2 separate regions of the Homo sapiens genome follow, and region 2 is linked to region 1. A link is a loop called in an ENCODE intact Hi-C map of the cell type or tissue named here. Cell type or tissue: K562. All regions are shown on one strand. Each heading gives the region's core, and the rest is flanking DNA. Links, peaks and the distances in the headings are about the cores only. Region 1 holds the start of RSPH4A (radial spoke head component 4A). Region 2 has its middle 77 kb from the start of RFX6.

What was found. A loop is a pair of places that touch in the nucleus more often than their neighbours do. Peaks named below come from ENCODE experiments on the same cell type or tissue, not always from the same donor. Only the 100,000 strongest peaks of a DNase experiment are listed, where the experiment ranks them.
Region 2: a loop joins it to region 1, with 2.9 times the contacts of the local background. A loop is called at or near these places in 2 of 110 quality-filtered maps.

What each region holds. Positions count from the first base shown.
Region 1 is chr6:116,612,192-116,620,537 of GRCh38, forward strand. It overlaps RSPH4A (radial spoke head component 4A), which reads left to right and starts at 4,288. Exons shown (of 6, transcript NM_001010892.3): 1 at 4,288-5,118. The coding sequence starts at 4,433. RefSeq lists enhancers at 4,338-4,437, 4,488-4,607. In K562, for the core only: a CTCF peak has its summit at 4,031; DNase peaks (open chromatin) are centred at 4,210 and 4,630; H3K4me3 peaks cover 465 bases; H3K27me3 peaks cover 686 bases.
Region 2 is chr6:116,949,730-116,958,075 of GRCh38, forward strand. No RefSeq gene overlaps it. Among named protein-coding and RNA genes, the nearest start is that of RFX6, 77 kb to the left of the region's middle. In K562, for the core only: no CTCF peak of the experiment used is centred there; no DNase peak of the experiment used is centred there.

The DNA of each region.
Region 1 (8,346 bases), core at 347-8,346:
CAGAAACTCAGGGATCTGTGGAAAGGCAACAAAAGATCTAACATTTATGTCACTGGGGCAAAAAACAAAAGAATGAGTGTGGAATAGAAACACATTTTTTAAAAAAATAGTGGCTGAAACATTTTAAAATTTGGTGAAAAACATATACAGATTTAAGAAGCTGTGTGAATGCCACAGAAAATAAATCCAAAATCAGAAATTTAACTTTAATATAACATCATACAAAGTATATTCTCTGACAATGATGGAATTACGTATAAATTAATCACAAAAAAAAAAGAAAATCTCCAAACTCTGGAAAATTAAATAACACACTTAAAAATAATTCACAGCTCGATGAGCAAGTCTAAGGGAAATTTTAAATAGTGTATATTGGACTGAATTAAAAGGAAATGACATATCAAAATCTGTTGGATACAGCTGAAAGAATGTTTAAAGGGCAGACACTTCTCAAAAGAAGACATTAATGCGGCCAACAAATATATGAAAAAAAGCTTAACATCACCGATCCTTAGAGAAATGCAAATCGAAAACACAATGAGATACCATCTCATGCCAGTCAGAATGGCGATTGTTAAAAAGTCAAGAAATAACAGATGCTGGTGAGGTTGCAGAGAAATAGGAATGCTTTTACACTATACGTGGGAATATAAATTAGCTCAACCACTGTGGAAGACAGTGTGGCAATTCCTCAAAAATCTAGAAACAGAAATACCATTTGACCCAGCAATCTCATTACTGGGTATATACCCAAAGGAATATAAATCATTCTATTACAAAGATATATGTGTACGTTCATTATAGCACTATTCACAATAGCAAAGACATGGAATCAACATAAATGCCCATCAGTGATAGACTGGATAAAGAAAATGTGGCATATATACATCATGGAATACTAAGCAGCCATAAAAAGGAATGAGATCATGTTCTTTGCAGGGACATAGATGGAACTGAAAGCAATTACCCTCAGCAAACTAATGCAGTAACAGAAAACCAAACACCACATGCTCTCACCTATAAGTGGGAACTGAACAATAAGAACACATGCATTAAGAAAAATAGCTAATGCATGCTGGGGTTAATACCTAGGTAATGGGTTGATAGGTGCAGCAAAACACCATGGCACATGTTTACCTATGTAACAAACCTGCACATCCTGCACATGTACCCCAGAACTTAAAATAAAAATAAAAATGTAAAAAAGAATGTTTAAAGGGAATATATAAAACACTAGACACGGCCAGGCACGGTGGCTCACACCTGTAATTCCCAGAACTTCGAGAGGCCGAGGTGGGTGGATCACTGGAAGTCAGAAGTTCGAGACCAGCTTGGCCAACATGGTGAAACCTCATCTCTACTGAAAATACAGAAATTAGCTGGGTGTGATGGTGGGTGCCTGTAATCCCAGCTACTCAGGAGGCTGAGGCAGGAGAATTGCTTGAACCCAGGAGGCGCAGGTTGCGGTGAACCAGGATTGTGCCACCGCACTCCAGCCTGGGCAACAGAGTGAGACTGTGTCTCAAAAACAAAACAAAACAAACAAACAAAAGCAAAAACAACCAAACACTAGACACTTACATCAGAAAAAAAAAAAAGAAATCTCAAATAAATAATCCAAGTTTCCACTTCAAGACACTAGCAAAAGAAGAGCAAAATAAATACAAAGTAAAGAGGAGCAAACAAATAAGAAGAGAAATCAATGAGATTGAAAACAAAAATAATAGAGAAAATAAATAAAACCCAAAGCTAATTTTAACAGTGTCCAGTAAGATTGATGGACTTCCAATAAGACAAAGAAAAAAAGAGAGGGCAAATTATCAAAATCAAGAATGGAAGAGGAGATATCACTACAGACCCCACAAACATTAAAAGGATGAGAAGGGGATGCTGCAAAGAACTCTGCAAACATAAGTTCAACAACTTGGATGAAATGCATAAAATCCTTTAAAATTGCAAACTACCAATATGCATCCAAGATGAAAGAGATCATCTGAACAGTCCTATAACAACTTAAAAGTTTGAATTTGCAGTTTAAAAACCGCTTGAAATAGAAGTTTCCAAACTCATACAGTTTCACTGTAAATTTTACTAAACATTTAAAGAAATGACACCAGTTCTATATAATCTATTCCAGAAAACAGAAAAGGAGGAAACACTTCTCAACCCATTTTATAAGGCCAGCATTATATGACACATAATACAAAACTGGGAACATAAGTAGGCTAAGAGCTTTAGTCTTTATCTTAAGAACAGTAAGAAGCAAATTTAGGATTACTAGAGTCAAAGTCAAGATAAAGCTCTGGACTGAAAATGAAGCAGGAATAATAACGGACACTTACATTGTTCCTTTCAGGTGCTCTTCACTCCTAAACTGGAGAGATAAGCAAGCTATGTCTGTTCCTTCATGCGTTCTTTCTCCTGGCCCTACTACCCTTCTCTGGCTTGTCTTTTTTTCTTTTCTTTTCTTTTTTCCTTTTCTTTTCTTTTTTCTTTTTCTTTTCTTTTCTTTTTCTTTCTTTCTTTTTTTTTTTTTTTTGACACAGGCTTTTCTGACTCCAGCCTGGATAACAGGCTGTCGTCCAGGCTGGAGTGCAGTGGCACGATCTTGGCTCACTGCAACCTCCGCCTCCTGGGTTCAAGCAATTCTCCTGCCTCAGCCTCCGGAGTAGCTGGGATTACAGGCACTCGCCATAATGCCCAGCTAATTTTTGTATTTTTGTAGAGATGCAGTTTCACCATGTTGGCCAGGCTGGTCTCAAATTCCTGACCTCAACTGATCCACCTGCCGTGGCCTCTCAAAGTGCTGGGATTACAGGCATGAGCCATCTTGCCTGGCCCTCTGGCTTGTCTTTCAAAGAAAAAACACAAAAGTGCTGGGATTACCTGGTGAAAAAAAGACAAACTGCTTGGATTACAGGTGTGAGCTACCACACCTGGCCCTCTGGCTTGTCTTTCAAAGAAAAAAAAAGCCTCCATTACAGCTTGCCAGCTGCAAGGGAGAAATTAAGGGGGAAAAAATGCTAACTTCCTCAACTCTTGCACCAATTACCAAAAAACCCCAGAATTTATTGTTCTAGTTTATCTTAATGTTCTGTTTTTAGAAATCCAAGCATTCTAAATCCCAGACATTTGACTTTAAAGAGTCTCTGTACCAGCAGAAGTTATATTCAACATTTTGTGTGTGTGCACACAGTTTTTATCAAATTATTTTAGTCTGTGATTCCCTCACCACACTGAATGGAGGAGTATTATGTTCTTCCATGAAGTTAGAATTTAGAGCAACATCTTGCTAAATAGAAGCTATATCAATGTAAACTGTCAAATGCCAAGTATTTGTTGGTATATTTAGAAAGAGAAAGAAATACAAAACAATTAACATTAAAGACTTTAATTAATATATGGTTTATAGTTAAGTCCAGATATGGTCCAATCTTCTATACCTTCTTCATATTGGAGACTGTATACTATAAATGAATAGTCATAATCTTGAACTTAAATCATTGCAAAATTATGCATTTACATTTACATTATCAAATAAAAATTATATTATGCCAATATAGTTTAGTGTTAATTTGAATTTCAATTATTAGAAAACGGGTAACCCATGAATTGCCTATTTATAGGTTTTCTGCATTGCCTTCTCAAGTATAATATTCTGCCTAATCACCAGGAGATTCCTTATAAGCAGGAAGAACAAAACTCAGGACTGCTTTGTCTATTCTCCGAGTCTTTAGAGTTGGTTGGTTGTAGCTGATGCACGCTAAATGTGAGGCTTGGGGTCTCCTGGTCAGCACACTGGGGTCCCATTGTTACCTGCACCTCCGAGATTACCAAGGTCAGTCTCTTCCTCCCTCTCTACCCCTCACTCTCCTCTCTCCCTCCCTCCCTTCCTTCCTCCGTTCTTTCCTTCCTTCCTTCTCTCTCTCTCTCACACACACACACCCTCCACACACACGCTTCATGAATACACTGTCCCTCCACTAACGCACGACTCGCTCCTCACAGCACAACTTGGATCAGTCTCAGACCCCTAAAGGTCTCTCGCATGGGGTCGCCATTCTTCCTACTTTGTGCTCAAGGCGCAGGATCTGGAGTTCTCGGTTTCCAAGCAAGACTGGTCGAGTCTAGGTCGGATTGGCTGCGATAGAACGAGGGGCAGGGGTTGTACCGAATCACAAAGCTAGGATTTTCATCTCTCTCTCTCGTTCTCTCTTAGTCTCCGCCCTCGAATCCTGGCAACAGGCGCGGTGAGTTTTTCTGAGAGGAACCCGGCCTGGGGTTGCTATGGAGATAGGACGCAGCAACTCACAGAGCAACCAGGACCCAGAAATCGCTTAAGAGACCGCGGCAAAGTAACTTAACTGAGTTGCCTTCTTCCATATTTTCACGCCCCTTTCATCCAGAACATTTTTTTTCTTGAACTGCTTCCATGGAGGACTCAACCTCCCCGAAGCAAGAAAAAGAAAACCAAGAAGAACTAGGGGAAACAAGGCGGCCATGGGAAGGAAAGACAGCAGCTTCTCCCCAATATTCTGAGCCTGAGTCGTCTGAGCCCTTGGAGGCGAAGCAGGGGCCAGAAACTGGACGCCAGTCCCGAAGCAGCCGTCCTTGGAGCCCGCAGTCTAGAGCCAAGACGCCTCTGGGTGGCCCCGCGGGACCAGAAACATCATCACCTGCTCCTGTCTCTCCGCGGGAGCCCTCTTCCTCTCCTTCTCCCCTGGCTCCGGCCAGACAAGACCTCGCGGCACCACCTCAGTCGGACAGGACCACGAGTGTGATTCCTGAAGCTGGGACACCTTATCCTGATCCTTTGGAACAATCATCTGATAAAAGAGAATCAACTCCTCATCACACAAGCCAGTCAGAAGGAAACACCTTTCAACAGTCTCAGCAACCCAAACCCCACCTGTGTGGACGAAGGGACGTGAGCTATAACAACGCTAAACAGAAAGAGCTGAGATTTGACGTTTTTCAGGAGGAAGACTCAAACAGTGACTATGATTTACAGCAGCCGGCGCCTGGGGGCTCTGAAGTGGCCCCCAGCATGCTTGAGATCACCATTCAGAATGCTAAGGCTTACCTGCTGAAGACTAGCAGCAATTCGGGCTTTAATCTGTAAGTCTCAGAGGGAAAAAAGATAAATGTTTGGCAAAGCAAGAGGGTGTGTGAGTATCTCTGTGTGAGAGTGTGTTTCTGTGGGTGAATCAAAATATATTTGAAAGATTGTGTTAGTAAAAGAGAGTTAATGACATAACTCTGGATCACATGACTCAAAACAGGTCATTAATGGAGATTCTTGTACCTTCTTTTTCTTAACCTTTTTTTTTTTTTGTCCTTTTCCTCCAGCTTCTTTAAAGACCCTAGGCACACAACAAAATAAAACTTAGGAATTATGGAATCTCGGGCTTGAAAAAGACCATAAAGACCATAAAGTCCAAGCATCTCTCCAGGATGCTTGTGAAAAATAATTGTCTACCAGTGAAAGCAATCACGTCTCTCATCTGTAGATGCTATTGCTTGCATGGCTTTTGAGTTCCCAACCCAGGCAGTGCTAGGGTGACCACCATCTCAGTTTGGCTGAGCGCTGAAAGTTCTTTATCCTAAGAAACCCCTTAGTCCTCGCAAACTCGGAGAATTGGTCACTATACAAGCTACCTGGAACACATGCCATTTTATCCAAGTCTCTTAAAATGTGATGATCAATAGTCTACATATGTTCTGCCCATCCCATTATAGCTTTAATTTTAGAACTTATGACATGTATAGATTTCTATAGATTTTTGCTTCCAGAGTTACATAATGATAGGGTCAGTAGAATTTTAGGGCTAGAAGGGCTTTTGGAAAACATCTAATACAACTCATTTGTTTTTGTAAATGAGGAGACCAAGTCATGGAGAACCTAATTTGCTCAAGATTCCAGTGGCTAACAACACTTACCGACTCTTACCTCTCCCTCCATCACTAAGCTCTAGCCCCATGGCTGTTCCCTCTGCCCAGAAGGCTTCTTTTCTAAGTCTTTGGCTGGCTGGCTCCTCATTCTTCAGAACTCAGCTTCCATGGAACACTACTAAAAAGCTTATTCTTTTCCTTCATAGCATTTAATGTCATTTATAATTTTTTATACAGAGAGACAGACTTATATTTTAATATCTGACTCTCCCACTAGATTGGAGGCCCCCAGAGAGCAAGGACTCTGAATTTTGTATACCACTATATACTTAGTGGTAGCACAATGCTAGCAACTATTAAGAAGAAATGAATGCTTTTTCTATTCTCTCACTCTACAACAACCAACATAGAAGACTTCTTGTTGTTGCTGTTGGTTTTGTCTTTGTTTTGAGACGGAGCCAGCTCTGTCGCCCAGGCTGGAGTGTAGTGGTGCCATCTCAGCTCACTGCAGCCTCTGCCTCCTGGGTTCAAGCGATTCTCCTACCTCAGCCTCCCAAGTAACTGGGATTACAGGCGTAAGCCACTGCGCCCAGCCTCAACACAGAAGACTTCCGTGACAAAATGTTTGGGGTTCTGTTTCCCTATCCACAAGCAAGCAATCACTTCTGCAGTGGGCACCAACTAGGTGTCCTCCAATTCAATTCTGACATATCCACCTGGAGATAGCATCAGATCCCACAGGTTGAGGGCTCAATCCCACAAGACTGCCCCACACTTCCAATGCCAATTACAAGCCCCAGGCTGATTAACCTGTGCTTCTGACCAACCAGCTATAAACCAGGGATCCAACAACTCCCTCTTTTGGTTTGACTAATTTGCTAGAGTGGCTCACAGAACTCAGGGAAACACTAATGATTACTGGTTTATTATAAAGGATATTACAAAGGATGCATATGAAGAAGTATTGGGGAAGGAGTGCAAAGTTTCCTTGCCCTTTCTGGGAAGGCCACCCTCCAGCAACCTCCATGTGTTCAGCTATCAGATGCTCCCCTAAACCTGTTCTCTTGGGCCTTTTATGGATATGTTATTGGATAGGTATGATTGGTGACTGTGTAGAAAAGGGGTATAATCTAATGCTAATAGACTGAGTGGGGAAGCCCAGCAAGGCCTAACCAGATTCTTCTTGGCCTCTCTGTGGAGCATTCTTTCCTCCTTGATATGGGGCAGGACCTCTTTTGAAATGGGGGTCTTATGACCATCAATCAGACAAAGTAGGTTAGAGAATTTTATTATGGCCAGACATGGAGAAACAGAGTATACTTTTAGTTTCTAAGGCCTATCTTGGGGATAAATGAGAAGCGGTATGAGACTTATGAGTCAGAAACTATGGATGAAAACCAATGTATATAAATCATAATTCCTAAGTTCTCACCATGATCTATTGGGGTGCTTCCTGATTAATCAGTAAATATTAATTAAATGCCTACTGAATCTACAATGTGGCAAATATTTGCAGCTATTACTAGGCTTTAAGATATATGAGATATAATTTTAAAGTCTAAGGAATAAAAAAATTAATGTATGATGTGAGAAATCTCATGAAATGTGAGATCAGTTTGAAATATTATTTATTAGTTAATTTTTTTTTCTTTTGAGATGGAATCTCACTCTGTCGCCCAGGCTGGAGTTCAGTAGCACGATCTCGGCTCACTACAAGCTCTGCCTCCCAGGTTCACGCCATTCTCTTGCCTCAGCCTCCCAAGTAGCTGGGACTACAGGCGCCTGCCACCACACATGGCTAATTTTTTTGTATTTTTGGTAGAGACACGGTTTCACTGTGTTAGCCAGGATGGTCTTGATCTCCTGACTTCGTGATCTGCCTGCCTCGGCCTCCCAAAGTGTTGGGATTACAGGCGTGAGCCACCACACCCAGCCTATTAGTTAATATTTTAAACTACAATTTACTTAAGCTGCAAGAATGTAATTTGCTACTCCATAGTGGACTCTACTTGAATTTCTGATATGAACTTCTTGTCATAATGCCCTATGTTAGATAGCAAGCCTGAATTTACAAACTGCTAAAATTGCAAAGGAACACATTATAAATACTTGTGAGTTCACTAACAATTTAAAACAATGTGAAAACATAAAATTTTCTTTATTGAATTATTTTATAATTGATATTACTTACATATCTAAATTTAATTTTATTTCCAAATGCTGTCTCTGAGGTAATAAGTGAATATCTTCCATAATATTCACTGTTATCCTCTAAGTACTTTAGTGCCTACAGTTTAAAATTGTTTAGTAAAAGATTACTTTAACTCCATCTCTTATATGCAGATCTAATTTGACAGCCATAAAAGCTATTTTTCATGGCAATTTAAACAATCTTTGACTGAAATATGGAATCTGAAAATGGTTTTTCATCATTGAACTAACAGGCTATAGGAA
Region 2 (8,346 bases), core at 289-8,288, 340 kb after region 1:
ATCTGCATTTTCTGGAGAATTCTGCTACTGAATAGGCCCTCTGAACTTGATGGCCTGTTTGAACTTGATGAATCACATTTGAGAACAGATCTAACCGAATACTTGCCTTGTTTTTAAGGAACTTCTTTGAATTATCCCATTTTATTGGTTTTACATCAAGCAGGAAATGATAGGCATATATTGAATGGTGACAGATATGCACTCAGTAAATTTAAGAGTTATTGTTGTAATTGTCCAAAGCAAAATGAAAGTCAAAATATAGTAGACTATTCGTACTTTTCCAAACCAGAATTAAAACCATAGCTGTTTAATTTGAACAAGAAAAGGGTTTTGGAGACTGTGTCTAATGAAGGTAAATAAATAAACTTGGAATGTGGGAAGCTCTCAAGTCTGAATGACAAAAGGAGTGTTTGGAAGGATGAAAGGTCATGAGAAGCCTGAAGACAGCCCTAGAATGATGTCACTCTGAGTATGAGATTGTCTGGGTCTCAAAGATAAGTATATCTTCTTTCAGTTTTTAAAGGAAAGTAAAGCTAAGTAAGAGATTTCATTTTATTCATTAACTTTTAAGAGACAAAGACTAAGATTTTCAAGTCGAAGCCTGAAAAAAATGTGACTGGACAGAGATGTCATTTTATTTGATGTTTCCAGGGCTGCTGAGACAGAGAGACTTGACCAGTGTGCAGTGTCCCGATAGAAACATGAGGATAAAACTCAAAGTGTATTCTTCTGACATCAACAAAGTCATTTGCTGAATTCTGATAGTATAATTTCAAATTGTAAAGAGAAGAACTTTGTACCTCATGGTAACCTGAAACCATATGTATCTAGTAGTAAAGATTACTTTAAGCTAAATTTGTTAAAATGGAATTTAATGGCCATAGGTATTCACAAAAGTGAAATCAGAATCTCTTCCTAAGTCACAGGGATAACAAGATCAAAATGTGTTTTTAAGATTTGTATCGCATCCTTGAAAGTTAACAGTGTGATTATATTATTGCTGCTCACTTTCAAAAGCTGAAAGTGTTCTGGGGGAAAGTGGAGAATATTTGGCTGCTGCAATGCATCATTAGTCTCTCCAGCTACACCTAAAAAAATGAATCAATAAGACTTTCACATCATACACAATTGTTACTTAGCTGTTGCTGATAAATTTCGTCTTTCTCAGGGAGATTTTGTAACTTGGATAAATAGATGCCTGTCATTCATTCCACAGTTGCCTCATTTCTGTGACTTCTTGAAAGAAGCATATCCCATGTATACACTGAGATAACTTTCAGTGTATACATGGCTAGACGATAGCATTTCTTTAGCATGGTATTGTCTGTAATCTGCTGTCTCCATGAAGAGCATCTGCAACTGGCTTTGTCAAACAGTCAGACTGACATCAAAGCTGGGGCCTTTGTGAGCCAGCAGACTGGCAAGATGAGCACAGCCAGAGGAGAACAATCGGTGGCTGAGGCACAGATGATGGGTTCCCGTGCTTTCTCTCACATCTGATTTACTTCATCTTATCAATGCTGATAAGAGCAAGAAAACTATCTGAACTGGACAAAGGCAAATAATAGAATATTATTAATGCATTCACATAAACATCTAAAAGAATACTTAGAACTTTGTGAGCAATATCAGGTTGATCTTTTAACTATGAATTGTGTTGGCCACAGTTTTTCCTCTTGAGGGATTTTAAGACTTTTCCACCTCCCATGTCACTGATTATGGACTGTGAAGTAGGATTTTTAAAATTATTATTTTAGTAGAGTCGGGGTCTTACTATGTTACTCAAGCTGGTCTTGAACTCCTGGACTCAAGCAACCTTCTTGACTTAGCCTTCCCAGTAGCTAGGATTACAGGCATGAGCCACAGCACCCAGCAGAATTCTTTATTGTATAGAATGCGTAGGCAGTGAATAGGAATACCTACATTGCCAAAATAATTTTCATTTCTTTGGAATTCTTTTTCTCATGTTAGCTTTAGTTCCTTTTCAAACATACATATTTTACATTTTTCATGATTTTCTATAAATTTGCTATCAATTAGGATAGTTATATATCCTAATTTGCCCCTAATTTGTGAGTTTATATGATGCTTTTTATACAGAATTTTTATAAACACTTATAAATGCATTGTATTAAAAATAAAATTATATATATATAGTTTTCTTAAACATAAATAGGACAAAATTTTATGAAGTTTTTGTTTGTCTTTTCATATCAATTTAATAAGAACCACTGCATACATATTCTGTCACATCCATGGTTTCAGGATAACATACATCACTGATGCAACTCAACTGCATGCATACATTTTTAGTAATTTGTATGTGCCCAGCAGTGTGCTTTTAAAGGTAAATTACTCCTCATCTTCCATCACAGGATAAAAGTGATTGTTTACCTATTGGTTTCCTGGCATAAACATGGTTTTAATAATAGTTTCTATTAATATGGTCATAGTAACTCCATAAAAAAAAATAAAAAACCCTTGAGTTTGTCAGAGGATCAGTAAGCTCACAGGAGACACTGGATGCTTTTAACTACTTTTTTTTTTTGAGACGGAGTCTCCCTCTGTCACCCGGGCTGGAGTGCTGTGGTGGGATTTCGGCTCACTGCAACCTCTGCCTCCCAGGTTCAAGTGATTCTCCAGCCTCAGCTTCCCCAGTAGCTGGGACTACAAGCACGTGCCACCATGCCTGGCTAATTTTTGTATTTTTAGTAGAGAGTAATTTTTGTAATTTTAGTAGTACAAAAAAACTTTGTATTTTTCACCATGTCAGTCAGGCTGGTCTCGAACTCCTGATCTCAGGTGATCTGCCTACCTTGGCCTCCCAAAGTGCTGGGATTACAGGCCTGAGCCACCATGCCTGGCCCCTTTTAACTATTTCTGTACCTTCATAACATCAATTAGCAACTCTCATCTCTTGAATTCCAATATACAATAAGCAGTCATCACATATTATAGCACTCTTTTAATAAATAATACATCTACATGTGTCTGCTATGTGCCAGGCACTGTGCTAAGTGTGTTATACACATGAGTAAACCTTCCCATCAGCCTTATGAGGTAAGTGCTATTGCTATCTCCATTTTACAGATGACAAAACTGTGTACGGAAGACAGGCAGGTTTCCCCAGACTCTATAGCTAGTAGGTAGTGGAAGCTAGAAGTTAAAGCTAGGCACCTTGAATAAAGGTTTCATTCTGAGCTATGACAATTCTGCCTTAGATGGACACTGTGGTCTCTCTACTCCTCACTCCCATCACATCCCTATCCAAGATTTATGGTCAGTTATTGTTGGCTTGGCACGAGCTATTTCAGAGGACTCTCTCAATTTCACCTTTGGCTCAAAGTCTTCAAATTATTTTTTAAAAAGGGAAGGAAGGAAGAAGGAAAACACAGAAAGAAAGAAAGAGAAAGGAAGAAAGGAAAAGTCTTAACTAATAATGAATTCTGTGATAGCTGGCAATTATTTCCCAGTTTTTTTTCCTCTCCCTGAATAGACATAATATGACAGATGTCAGCCAAAGAGAATGAGGAAGTTGATTTAAGTCCACTATTAAACCACATATTCACTTATTTTTTATTGAGGAACTACATTGGATTTAAAGGTAAAATGCCTCAAGAATTTGTTTTCAGATAGAGCAACTGATTGTAATAGAAGTAAAAATTTTATTATACTTCTTAACTGTACCAGGTACTTTAATACATTATCTCATAAAGACCACACAGCAACCCTGTTATGGAAGTAATTTTATTTTCACTACCTTATAGATGACGGGACCCCAGCTTATGAAGATTAAGTGACTCCCCCAAGTCCATGAACTAAAAAGTGGCAGGGCCATGACTTGGGCCCTGGCATGACTCCAAAGTTTATATTATCAAACTCTTTTTGCTGCATCTCCCAAATGGCAAAAGGTGCAATTTATGGTAGTTCAGACATTCTCAGGTCCACAGCGTGGGGATGGGGGATGGGACTGATTCTATGCCCTTTAAGAAGGTTTAACAGGTGCAAATTTGGCAACTCTTCTGCCTCTTCTTTCTGGGAATGAAAGACAGGGCCTACAGTTTTTACATTAATGCAAGTCAATATATTTCATAAGCCACTTATTTAAAAAATATTTTACCTTTCCCTGAATATTCTACTTGTGCTCTGTGAGCCCTCTCTATGATACCCACTATAGTACTCTTAGATTCCTGACAATATCATGACAAGTTAGCATGAAAAGTTTCCAATACTATGTGTCATATTAAAACTTGTCTTTTTAAAAAATAAATTCTAAAAATTGTGGGTACATACTAGGTGTATGTATTTATGGAGAACATGAGATATTTTGATATAGGCATGCAATGCATAGTAATCACATTATGGAAATGGAGTATCCACCCCCTCAAGCATTTATCCTCCATGTTATAAACCATCCAATTATACTCTTTATTTTTAAATGTACAATTAAACTATCTTGACTATAGTCTCTCTGTTGTGCTATCAAATACTGGGTCGTATTAATTCTTTCAAACTATTTTTTTGTACCCATTAACCATCTCCACCTCCCCTTCACCACTCCCCACTACCCTTCCCAGCCTCTGGTAACCCTCCTTCTACTCCCTATCTCCATGAGTTCAGTTGTATAATAAAAACCCGTCTTTACCCAGTGCTGACTAAAGAGACCTCTGCTAGGCAGTGTCTGGGAAATAATGTTCTTTTTAAAAAAAGATGGGTGAAGAGAGGACCTATCCTTCCCTTCCTTCCTTGTTGGTATGTTTGATGTCAGGACACACCACATGGGACTGCTGCAGCTATTTTGGGACCATGAAGAAGAGGCCAAGAGAACTCTAGAAAAGGCAACCCAGTTATCTAGCTGCATTGAACTTCTGAACCAGCCTGGGATGCACATTTCCAGTCTTCCTGTTATGTAAGCAGTAAAATATCCGTTTTGACCAAAACACACACACAAAAACCAAAACTTGCCTTTAACATCACATTCATTCTCTAATCCATTAATAATAACTCTCCATGTACGAGAGGAAACAAAACACCTTTGAAAAACAGCAGCAGGTAAGAAGATACTTTCACCTCCATTTATTTTGAATTCTATGACAGTCTTTCTTTTCCATCTCTCAGAGATAAATTTTTTCCTTTTTTTTTTTTAACTGATATGTTAAGCAAATCAATGCCCTAAAATCAGAACTCTGACGTTTAAGGAAAAAAAAAAAGCCCTGTAGTTTTTTTTTTCTGTACTTTGAGGGGAAAAATAGTTTACCTTCTCACTACAACAGATGGTTTTAAATGCAGTGATTACAAAATTCTGAAGGTAAAATGGTTTAATTACAAAGTCAATACCGCCTCTAACCTGGGCTGAGTCTTTAGCGTAAAAACAACAGACGGAGCAGTGCAAACGCTGGGACAATGTTTAACCAGAACTTTGCATAGCTACTGCAGTAGGGCTTTCCATGGGGCTTTAGTAAACCACAGAGCTCACGATTCTGGGTTTCTATTCATTGAATTACCTTAAGGTGAAGAATCATAAATGTGTGTATATATTTCACTATGCAATATACGCATGCACACACGCAAGTCTGATGGGGTCTACTCCTGGAACCTGAACCCCAATAGTATGAGATGGGGTTCAATTTCAGCAAAAATGAGTGATAAGAAAAAATTAAGGATACACAGAAAAAGGAGTTTGCCACAGGGATAAATTTTCGGTTCATTTAAAAAGGACATTATTCTGAAATTATATGTTAGTAAACTTGATTTCTAAACATTAAATTGTCAGTTTTTGCTTAAAATCCAAAGGAAAATTAATGACATAGTAGAAAATGATTCAATTGCTAGATGTTTGTAAAGATGTTTTAAAAACACACAAGAAAGCTAAGTTTGCTTTTTAAATAAAAAATTATCATCTTTTTCTAAATAGAAAGATGGGTGGATACAAAAATTATTCGTGGATTAAACCCTAATTCTTATTAAACTTGTAATACTGAAAAATCACTTTGAGTGCCTCTTGAAAACTTCCCTACATGCTGAATTACAATATACTTTTATATCAAATAACTCGGTTAGTGATTTCTTTTTTCATTTTATCCATTAATTAGAATGAGAACCATTCATGAAAACTGATGTAAAAGAAAAGTGCACGCGTTCTCCCTAAGGTGGCATATTCTTGCCTCACATCCACTAAGTATTTAATACAGGCCATTACAAGATAGTTTGGGTCATTGGACTAAGCAGATGTGGGAGGTACTAAATAGTTAAGTAAAATAAACATTTCGGATGGTCTTATCTCGGAGTCTTCTGATCTTAATAAATGTCACCAGAATAATCTAAAACGACTCTTTAGCAACTCTGCAGGGAATTAAAATCAGAAACATTTTGCGATTTCTAATCTGTTTAGGTTGCTCTGAAAGGAAAAATGCCTCATTCCAGCAGGCAGTGTATGGAATTATATTCAACAAAACTTGGAAAGGTTGGTGTTGAGGTTAAAATGTGAAGAAAAGTAAAAAGAAATAAATAGTGCATTCTAAAAATAAAATAAAAATGCCTTAAAAAGTGCAATTTTTAAAACATTACATTAAGGCAAAGTAAGTCAACTGAATCATAATGACCACACCTTAATATGTCTTTTGGAGAAGTGTTAAAATTTAATCGCCCAAATTCTTAGTTATAGGACATAGCTAACTGCTTGCCTAATTTCATTCTCTGCTACATGTTTTCTAAAAAGTCCTGAAGCAAAGGATGAACAATCTTAGCTTTTAAAACTCACTTAGAATTAAGGAATTCTTTGGTATTTCTCAGTGAGAAATTCTTGAAAACCATTCATTTGAAATTCATTTAATTACTCTTTCGTTTCCCACTCTCACGCCCCACTTAATAGGCAACCATTCTAATGTATTTAATGTACAGCTTTTTACATTTTGCACTGAATTAGAAATAGAGACAATTCTAGGTATACACCTAGAATTGAGTGCATAGAATTCACTGAGTGTATACCTAGGATAAGTAGGTATTCGTGAAAATTCACAGAGTGTATACCTAGGATAAGTAGGTATACTGTGCAACTAGTCCCAAGATCAAGAGGCAGATATTGCCAACACCCCACAAATTTTTTGTGTGTCCCTTTCAAGTCACTATCAGCTCAGAGAAACCACTATCCTGACTTTTGGCAGAGGTGATTGACTTTACTTATTTAGTACATTATATCAACGGGACCATACCATTTGCACTCTTATATGTCTGGCTTCCTTAGCTCAACATTGTGTTTTTAAGATACATCCATGTTTTTGTGTTCAGCTGGAGATTGTTCTTTCTTACTGCTGTATAATATCTCACTTTGTGAATATACCACTATTTATTGCCCTTAATTTTTGATAAACACATGACCATATTTCTGTCAGGCATATGCCTGGGAATGGCGAAGTTAAGTTATAATGTGTACAATATGTTCACCCTTAGTTAATATGGCCAAAGCTGGATGACAAACTGAATGTTTGTGCTGAGCCCTTTGTTTCTATGTTCTTATAGAAGATGAATTCTCATTTGGTATACACACAACTTTACATATATTAATGGTTTTATGTTATTCATCTCGTTCTGCTTTCCATGTTTTTTTCATTCAGGATTATAGATTTAAGATCCATGCACGTGGCTATGTGAACATCAAGTCTGTGACTTATAATTGCACATCATTATAGAATGAATAGTGACATTTTTGAAATAATGTTTTGAAATAATGTAATGTTTAACGACAGAGGAATGGTTTCATTCAACAACAAATTACTATAGGCCCATTTAAAACAAGTTTTTAAAGACTTTATGAAAATAATATTTTGGAAAAAGAAGGACGTAAAACTGTTTACAAAGTATAATCTAAATTTTATTTTTAAATGTATAATCTGCAAGGGAATATACCAAATATAAGTAATATGTACTATAGTATAAGATTTGTGGTGCTTTTTTCTTCTTTATGTTTTTGATATTTTCCAAGGATATTATGATCAAGAAAAGCTAAACAACAAAAAGGTAACCTATGAACTACAAAACAGAGTACTGTCTTTACATGAGCTAATATGTGTTATAAAACATTCTTTTAAATATTTTTATCATGTGTTTTCCCACTGTTTCACATCACTTTTTTCATAGTCATTATTTGCACTTTGTGTTAAGTCATTAGTTTCGTCTCTCAAATACAACCTTGTTTTAATGTCTTCACCTTTCTTCTACTTTAGTCTCTTCAATTTTGCCTCATTATTCATTATAGAGGCCTGCTAGAAGTCAGCACGTCCCTCTCTTCTCAATGGAGCAGCTCTCTCTCCCCTCAAAGCTAACAGTTGATATTTTTCATATTGTTGA